Linked DNA regions of Homo sapiens: region 1 is linked to region 2. Evidence: read pairs that join two places in POLR2A ChIA-PET (ENCODE). Cell type or tissue: GM12878. All regions are shown on one strand. Each heading gives the region's core, and the rest is flanking DNA. Links, peaks and the distances in the headings are about the cores only.

The links. Peaks named below come from ENCODE experiments on the same cell type or tissue, not always from the same donor. Only the 100,000 strongest peaks of a DNase experiment are listed, where the experiment ranks them.
Region 1: POLR2A ChIA-PET joins it to region 2 with 12 read pairs; 2 of 35 experiments call an interaction of 5 or more read pairs at or near these places.

Annotation. Positions count from the first base shown.
Region 1 is chr3:63,959,865-63,963,763 of GRCh38, reverse strand. All of the region lies in intron 5 of ATXN7 (ataxin 7), which reads right to left. Among named protein-coding and RNA genes, the nearest start is that of PSMD6-AS2, 42 kb to the left of the region's middle. RefSeq lists an enhancer at 2,852-3,351. In GM12878, for the core only: a CTCF peak has its summit at 1,756 (motif pointing left); no DNase peak of the experiment used is centred there; H3K27ac peaks cover 667 bases.
Region 2 is chr3:64,188,064-64,193,630 of GRCh38, reverse strand. All of the region lies in intron 2 of PRICKLE2 (prickle planar cell polarity protein 2), which reads left to right. PRICKLE2-AS3 (PRICKLE2 antisense RNA 3) reads right to left here. Exons shown (of 4, transcript NR_046702.1): 2 at 3,284-3,337. Among named protein-coding and RNA genes, the nearest start is that of PRICKLE2-AS3, 3.3 kb to the right of the region's middle. In GM12878, for the core only: no CTCF peak of the experiment used is centred there; no DNase peak of the experiment used is centred there.

The sequences.
Region 1 (3,899 bases), core at 1,400-3,899, 230 kb after region 2:
GTCCATAGAGGGCCTGGCAGAGGAAGCTACAGCACAGCCACACTTTAGAGCAGTATGCAACCATTAAAAAGAGGGGATTAGTGTTATCCAGGGCTGTGAATGGATTTACATGAGGTATTGTTGAGTAGAAAAGGAGCAGAAGTGTGCATAATAGGATCCACTTTTTTGTAAAACTATCACCAAAAGCCCCTACTAATAAAATACGTGATTCTATGTGCCTGGATAGAGTTAGAAGCATGAGAAAAATATACAAGGATGCATATTAAGTTACATACTAAGAATGCAGCATGTATGATTTATAGCGTAGCATGGACTGCTACAGTTAGAGAAGGCAGGTAAGTTGAAAGAGCCAATGAAATAAGAAAAAGGCTGCACTGAAAATAGTTGAGATGATTACATTTGTGTATTTATATAAAAATACGTTATAGGTGTATATATTTCATATATTCATATGCCAATCAAAAAATCTATAAAGAAACAGGTCTAAAAAATTTGTGTTACAAAAATGCACTGTGAAGGTAGCTAAGAAAAATTAAATACAAAATTCTGGCCGAGTGTGGTGGTTCACACCTGTAATCCCAGCACTTCAGGAGGCAGAGGCAGGTGGATTGCTTCAGCCCAGGAGTTTGAGACCAGCCTGGGCAACATGGTGAAACCCTGCCTCTACAAAAAATACAAAAATTAGCTAGGTGTGGTGGCGTGTGCCTGTAGTCCCAGGTACTGGAAGGGCTGAGGTGGAAGGATTGCTTGAGCCCGGGAGGTGGGGGTTACAGTGAGCCAAGATCACGCCACTGCACTCTAGCCTGGGCAAGAGAGTGAGAATCTGTCTTGAAGAAGAAAAAAAAAAAAAAAAAAGAAATACAAAATTCTGGTATTACATCAAACAAGTGTATCTTGATTATTGTCACTCTCTTAATTTGTTTGGCTAAGCAGACTGAGACTCAAGTAGCACAACAGACCACAGTTGAATCACCCAGAAAAAGGCCTATTAGCCACTTTGGCAAAATAACATCTTAACTCTCTAAAGCTCACTACAAATCTTCAGTATTAGAAGTTGTAGGCCAGGCATGGTGGTTCACGCCTATAATCCCAGCACTTTGGGAGGCTGAGGCAGGCAGATGACTTGAGGTCAGGAGTTCAAGACCAGCCTGGCCAACATGGCGAAATTCTGTCTCTACTAAAAATGCACAAATTAGCTGGGTGTGGTGGTGCATGCCTGTAGTCCCAGTTACTCGGGAGGCTGAGGCACGAGAATCACTTGAACCTGGGAGATGGAGGCTGCAGTGAGCTGAGATTGCACCACTGTACTCCATCCTGAGCGAGACAGTGGGACTCTGTCTCAAAAAAACAAAACAGAAGTTCTAACGACCTTTTTAATAAATATATCAAGCATAAGAGGCAACGAAACAAATTTCATTCCAAAGTTTATTTGTGACCTGAAGAGAATACAAACCAAGAACTCTATATTGTGTGATCAGGGGCTATTTGTATTTTATTTTAAATGGAAATAATTATCTGTTCTTCTTTTTTAACATTCAAATGCACAAGATGAAAAGGTATAAAATTACTTTGAAGTAAACCTCAAGAGTGGGATTTCTACATACAAAATGTGGGATGAGGGAAATAGCTAAATTTAGCTATTGGGCCCCTCCCAAACCAGTCTGTTTTATGGACTTGGACTAGTACATACATCAGAGGAATTATTCCAGTCAGGTAGTAGGTACCACAGCATTAAGAAGTGATAAAAACTCCCTCTTCTGGTCATATGTAAGATCACAGCTTAGTGGGGTTGAAATCGCAGGTGTGTTTATCTTAGTCATCGTACAAATTAGTCTTGTGAAATGACTGTCAGGAAAAGTACTTTTTAGAAAATATAAATAAAATATGGATTTATATCCCGAAATATCTCCATTAAAGCTGAAGCATGGCAATCCTATAATAGCTAATGATTTCTACATGTAGCAGGCAAGTCAAGAGTGACACTGGTGAATATCAACAATTCATATATATATTAAATAATAATTTCTTACTTAATTTTTATTAAGCCTTTTTAAAAAAAATTTCCAACTGTTTTTTCCTCTACTTTATTAAGGTATAAATGACAAATAAAAGTTCTATATATTTACAGTACAGTGTAATGTTTTGATCCATATACACATTATAAACAATTTATATATATATAAAGATAGATATTGCCAGAAACTCACATTTTCACTGCCTTATTATTGTGGCAACCCAAATCAGAACTGCTGAAGTAGTTCATCAAATCACAGTAGTACAAACCTGGAGGGCACTGTGACCAGGTTCCATGCGGAGAATCAATATGCTAAAATACTGACAGACATTCCCAAAGAAGGACGGTCCTTAGAGCACTGTATACAGTAATGCAACACTGAAGATCTAAGTGTCCATCAACAGGAGTCAGGTTAAGTGAAAATACATTAATAAAGTGGAATAACAGGCAGTCCTTAAAAAGATTATAGCAGAACAATATGTATTAACATGAAAAAATATTTTAGATAGATTATTAAGTTAAAAATGTAAATTCACACTGAATCTACTTTTTTTTATGTGAGGGGAAAAAATACATTGGTAAATATTACTTTGTCCAGGTTCTAGGAACCCTCCAAGAGTACATGTCAAACTGTACCCCTGAAAAGTAAGATGAAGGAGCTTTCTTCAGTCTGATTGCATACTTATCCTCTGGTTGTTTAATTTCTTTTACAATGTATTTTATTTTAATAATTAAAAACAAATTGAAAGGCAGTGGTTTTTGTTAGTCAATAAATTTTCACAATTACCCAATGAATACATGAGAAGTCCCAGGAAAGTGCACACAGTATCTTTTGTTTCCTGGCTTGTATGACTAGATTACAGAAACATTAAAAAACTGAAAAGAAAAAATGACCCCCCACCCCCAACTTGGCATCACTGCAATAATTATTTTCTTCTATAATCTTTAGAAAATGCCTAAAGACTTAATATAATACATCAACACTTTTTATTCAGGTCAGTGCACCTCATTAAAAATAAATGCCCATATACAAACTGAAAGAACAACCTCCTGATCCATAAGCTCAAGTAAATTCATCCAGCTGCTTGAGCCAAAAACCCCATGAGTCATTCCTCCTCCCTTCCTTTCCCAGTCCATCAGCAAGCCCTGCTGGCTTTATATTTCCGATGCAGATTTTAATTCTGTTCACACTTCTCTGCCCCTGCTGCTACAATCCTAATCTAAGCTTTCTCTCCTGATCCAGCTCTCACCTTAACTAGTATAAAACAGCTCACTAACTGGTCTCCCTGGTTCCACATTTGCCCCGTGTTCCATACAGCAACCACGTGATCATAACACTTCCTGGCCAAAACCCTCCAGCGACTTCCCATTGCCTGCGCCGTCCAATCCTGATTCTTCTCATGGCTTGCAGGGCCCAGTGTCATCTGGTCCTGGACCCACTTTCTCCAGTTTCAACTTGGACCCCTTTCCTCCTTGCACACTGTCCTTAGGCCTCCTCACTGGCCTTTCTGCCAAGACCACTTCCATCTAAGGACCTCTGCACTTGCTATTTCCTCTATGTGAAGCACTTGTCCTCTACATCTTCAAATGGGCTGGCTCTCTTTCATCACTGAGTTTAAACATCAACTCCAGAGACAGGCTTTCTTTAACTAGCCTTACCTAAAGTGGTCTGCCCCAGTCATTTTCTCTCACATTATTCCTAGCATTTATCACTACCTGAAACAATCTGATTTCACACAATTTCATTTTTCTCTCTCCTCCTTAATACAATGTATTGTATTAAGTCAGAATATAAGGTGCATGAAATCATAGACACTGTTTTCCTACCTCAGTGGAGGGCAATGCCTAGCATATATTAGGCACCAGTAAATTTTGTTAAATGCAT
Region 2 (5,567 bases), core at 1,500-3,999:
TATCAGCCTGTATATTCAAGTTTCTATGTGTGTAGGAGTATATTTCTGCTTTGATTTGGACAAAAATGTGATGACGCTCTCCACTTATCTTGAGCTGTCTTTTCTAGGCCTTATATTGTGAACATTTTTCTGCATCAGTATATTTCGATCTGGATTATCCTTTGTAATGGTTCGATAGTTTTCTATTGGTAGGTTCTAACCTGGAGTGGTACCACTGCCTCTAGAGGGCATTTGGAAATGTATGTTTGGGAGAGGGCAATTACTGTCTAAATGACTAGGGGACTCCACTAGCCTATGCATGGGTCCTTGAGATGCTAAGCATCCCAAAAAGTACCAGATGATCCTGTGCAAAGGAGAATGGACCCATCTCAAATGCCAAGATACCATCATTGAGCACCATGGAGCTGAGGGTTTAGTTTTGACCACTTGCATTTATTGGCAGCTTTCCTCTATATTACAAGACAGCAGCAGCTAACCTTATGCATTTTATACATGTGCCTGCTCCTTTCCATAAGCGTAATTTCTGGAGGTGTAGTGGTCATGTGTAAGCTTCTCTAAGGTTTTAGATTCATGATGCTACACCACTCTCCAGGAAGATCATAACTGGTATGTCTTGTGGGTGGATAGCTTTCATTGGATGCAAGTGGATTTTATATTAGTTCTCGTCCTTGCTGCTCCATGAAACTCTGAAGAGGCCATCAGATTGTTTCTCCTGAGTGGATGTCTTTTTCATTGATGTTTTGGATGCTCCCAAGTGTTCATGGAGGGTACTTAAATATGAATATCTCCAAAGGTTAGTAATTTTACCTTGACCATAACTATGTTTTAGCACAGAATAAGTTGCAATTAGATTCATCATCCAGAACACTCAACTCTCACTTCAAACTGTCGCAGGAAGGATGAAGGGTAGATACCAAGTGTGACTGCCTAGTTTTTGGCTTTCCAAAGCATTGTCTCATAAGTGGTAAAATAGAACATCCAGTACTACCCAGAGACAGGGGTGAATTAGTTGGATTTGAGCCTTGTAAAGCTGTAAAATATCTCTTTTGGGAGTGTATAAAATTCTTTATTTGGCTTTTATTTTAGTGACTATTACTCATCCATCAGGTGTCAGATTAAATGTATCTCCTCAAAGAACTACTTTGGCTGGCCCCTAATACAAGATTAGGTCCTCAGTTACATGCTTTGTAGCAAACCCTGCAATTTTTGTTATTAACACTTATAAAACTTGTAATTAGATACTTATTGGTATAATTATTTATTTAATGTTTGGCTTCCCTACTTTCCTTTAAGGCCCAGGAGGGCAGGAATCTTGCATGCTTTCTTGTTTCGGAATCCTCCCAGCACCTAGCATAGTGCCTGACACATGGCCAGCACCCAGCAAACATCTGTTAAGAGATAGGCCAACGGCAGGGGTCCTCTGTAGAACCAGAAATGTTCAGGTCGCATCACACTGAAGAGATAAAAGCCTTTGGCATTATTTTCGACATAAAGGGTTATTCCATATCAATTATTTCTGTTCCCTCGGCTGCTCCTAAAGATTTGTATTCTAAGCAGATTCCCCTGAACATCCCAATTGCTTCAGAGTTTGCTTAGGTTGCAAAAGGCCAGAGAGGGTGACATCTTGCCAACGGCTGCATTTAGCAAACCTGAGGCAGCTCCACCAGCTCCAAGTCTCTGGGTCTGGAGCAGGGTGGGAGGAGCAGTGGGTCTGGCAGAAGCCCACTGTGTATCCAAACCCAGGCACCATTTATGTCCCCATCCGAATCTCGGGAGCCCAGTGGGAGCCATGGCATGAGGAGGAAACAGCCTGGTCCAGTGGGAAGAGCCTTGCTTCCGGAATCAGGCAAATCTCTCTACTACTCCACTACTTTCTGACCACAGTAAAGTTGTTAAATCTCTGGGACCCTCAGTTTCCTCTTGATGAAGATGACAATGATGATGGAAAAGTAATTAAACTCTCATTGAACACTTGCTATGGACCCACCATCCTTTTAAACACTTTGCATGCATTGTCTCATTTAATACTCAACCAACATTATTTAGTAATTACTCTTCCTGTCTTCACCGTAGGGTGAGTAAAGCAAGGCTCAGAGGAGTTAAATAACTTGCCCAAGATCACACAGCTAATGAGTAGCAGAGACAGATATAATCTCAGACAACCTGACTTTGGAGCCGGTACTATTAGACCTGGAGATCACAGGGCTGATCTGGCCATGGATGAGAGAGTGCTTATAATGCTCCTGGCCCTCTGTCTGCACGTAGAAGTTGCTCAATAAGTCAGTTGTTTCCTTCCCATCTTTCTTGTGAAATAGTAGTATGTGACTAACTAATTACTATTGCCCTGAGTCAGCTCAAAGAGGAGCAGAAGGAACGTTTGGCTTCCGGGAAAGAGGGAGGTTACGTGGAGATGGAGAAGGCGGATTAAGCATAGGGTTTGTAGCAATCCTAGAGTCCTTCTCAGCCTTCTCAAAAGGTTTTCATAAGGTAATTTTGAATTCTGCCAATATGGGAACCTTTCTGTTTCCCAGGCCTTCTGCTGTGGGATTGTTATAAAGATACAAGTTCGTCCCAGTGGAGTTCTCTGGCTCTGTGGAGCCTGTGGAAGTTATTCAGGGCCCCAGATGGAGCCTCTTGATTCTGAATCCTCTAATGCCCCAAGCAGGCTTTGGGATTATCTGCTGAAGTACTGAGCTCTGCCACCCACCTTCCTTGGTGCCTGAGATCTCCTGCAGCCTCACAGTCCTCAGACCTGGGAGGAATGAGTCCTTGGGGAATTTTCTGTAGGCTTCTCAGAGTGCAAAGGGAGTCTTCCCACAAAGAATATTCTACACATCTCTCTTAGGGGATCAACAGGTCAGCAGAGGCTCCTTGATTTGGCCTCTCTGCCAGTTGGAACCTTGTTAGTACCTGTCTGTAATGGTTTGGCTATGGGCTTCTTGGCAGCATTCCACTTGATTTTCCCCATGAGAGTCCAAGGAATAAATCAGAGAGCATGCTAGAAAATTGGGTGAAAAGGAAATGGCCATTGGGCTTTTTCTGTTCACTCATTCACCTATTTAAGGATATTTATTTTATACCTACTATGTGTCAGGCAGTGTTCTGGGCGCTGGGGACAAAACAGTAAACAAGAGACTTAAGGTTTCTACTGCACTGTAGTTATGTGAAGAGTAAAGACAAATAATTAGAAAACAAATAAGTAAGATAATTTCAGGTTGTGATTTTTTTTAAAAAAACATAGTGATGTTAAGAATAGGATTGTAAATATTTAGAAAACTCTTACATGTGTCAGATATTTTCCTGGGTGCTTTACAAGTTGCTTCTCACTTAATGTATCCTATAAAAACAAAACAAAACAAAACAAAAAAACAGCTTCAGAGATCATTGATGTGGAGCAGGGTGCTGGGGGGATTGGCTAATTTAGCCCGATGGGTCAGGTCCGGCGTCTCTGGGGAGGCAGTATTTGAGCTGTTACTGAAGAAGCCTACTATGCAGAGATCTCATTTGTTACAGAAGTTAACGTATTCATTTGAGTGAAACTCAGAAGTGAAATAAAATCAGTACCAACTTTGTGCACAAAGAATTTGGGGAGAGTGTTGGCAGACTGGGGAGACACGAATGGAGCCCATGCAGTGCTCGGTGCTTGCCAAGACATCCCTGGACATGAAGGCAGGACAGTCCAACTACCTTGCTTGCCCCTGGAAAATTGGAGGCACTTAATCATCCATCCCCTTGATGTTTCTGCCCCAGGTGCACATAGGGCAACAGAGAGCCCCCATTTGACTACAGAGGTGACATCTTCCATATGTTAAATTCATAGCTAGTACTCTACTTACATTTATTTATGTCCATACTACCTTCCAAAATGTGAGTCTGTTAGAGACGGACATTGTCTTATTCACCACTCTATGCTCAGTACCAAAAATAATGCTGGGCACATGCTAGCCATTTAATAAACAGGGTTTGCGTGAATAAACAGTCCCATTTAATCCTTGGTACAAAATCTTCTATTTCTCCATTGAAATCATTGAGGCTCACAGGATCAGAAACTTGACCAAGATGCCGCAGTCAGCGAGGGACAAAGACAGCACTTGAACCAGCCATTTGTCTGACTCTAGTGCCCGTGTGGGCTTTTCCTCCTCCACCCCTTCCTCATGCACAGTGAAGAGCATGCACATTGCTCCACTCAGGGAATCAGATCCAAGAAAGCAGACTTGGTGTGAGTTGGAGGAGGGGAACAGCATGAGTCACACAGTCTCTTTCATTCTTAGGGATGGGAAATTTCTCCTAATCTGAGGTTGACCTTAGTGACTAAGGAATTCATCTTTTCCCCACCTCCAGTTTCCCCACCACTGCAGGAAGCAGCATGGCCCTGCTTCAAAGATTTGTTTCCCTATCGACAATCTCTGTTTATCCTTATCTCTTCTCACTCTCTTACCCTGGCTTTACTGTACTTCCTCCAGGGGCTCTCATGTTACTGGTACAGACAGCGTCACGTACCTGGGCACTCAATAGTGACATTCATTCAGCAAATATTTTTTGAGTGCCAACTATATGGCAAGTACTTTCCTAGGCACTAGGGGACAGCTGTGAATAGAAAAGCAAGTACTTCTGCCTTTGTGGAGCTGACAGTTTAGTGAAGGATGCAGACAACTTAATAGCTGAATAACAAGACACATTCAGAGACCGACGTCTATTAACAAAGCAATAAGAAAGGGTGATATGATCTGGAGCAAGGAGTTGACAGGCTTTGTCTGTAAAGATCTAGATAGTAAATATAGGCTTCATGGATTGTACAGTCTCAGTGGCAAATACCCAACTCTGATGTTGTAATGTGAAAGCAGGCATTGGACAATAGGTGAACAAATGGGCATGGTCATGTGACAATAAAACTTTACTTACAAAAACAGGAAGGGGGCCTGATTTGAAACACAGACCCCTGATTTAGAGAATCTATCTACTTTATATTGGATGGCTAAGAGAAGCCTCTCTGCAGAAGTGACATTTGAGCTGGGACTTTACATGGAATGATGGCTTGATTACCCAGATTTGGTCTGCCTCGTCCCGTGGTTTTCAAAACGAGGTTCCCATACCAGTAGCACTAGTATCACCTGGGAACTTGTTAAATGTAGACTCTTGGGACTTGCCCCAGACCAAATAAACCAGAACTCTGAAGATGGAGCCCAACAATCTGTTTCAACAAAGCTTTTAGGTGTTTCTCATGCATGACAAAGCTTGAGAGCCATTACTGTTGGCTAATGGAAAAGCCACATTGCTAGGAATAGATGAGGCCACATCTAGACTCCATCACTTAACTCTGTAACCTTGGGCATCTCAAGCATCAGTTTTCTTAGCTGTAACACGGGGATGCTTCTGCCCAAGTCTAAAGTAGCTAACAGAGAAGAAGTGAATTCATCTTTGTAAGGATCCTAGGACAAAGCAGACACCAAATAGGTCCTCAGCAAATGGTAGCTGCTGTCCTCATCAGAATCATTATTTGAATCTCCAAGACACTGAAGCAGATTTGCGTGCAGATACGGATGAAGGGTGTGCCCCAGAAGCTACCC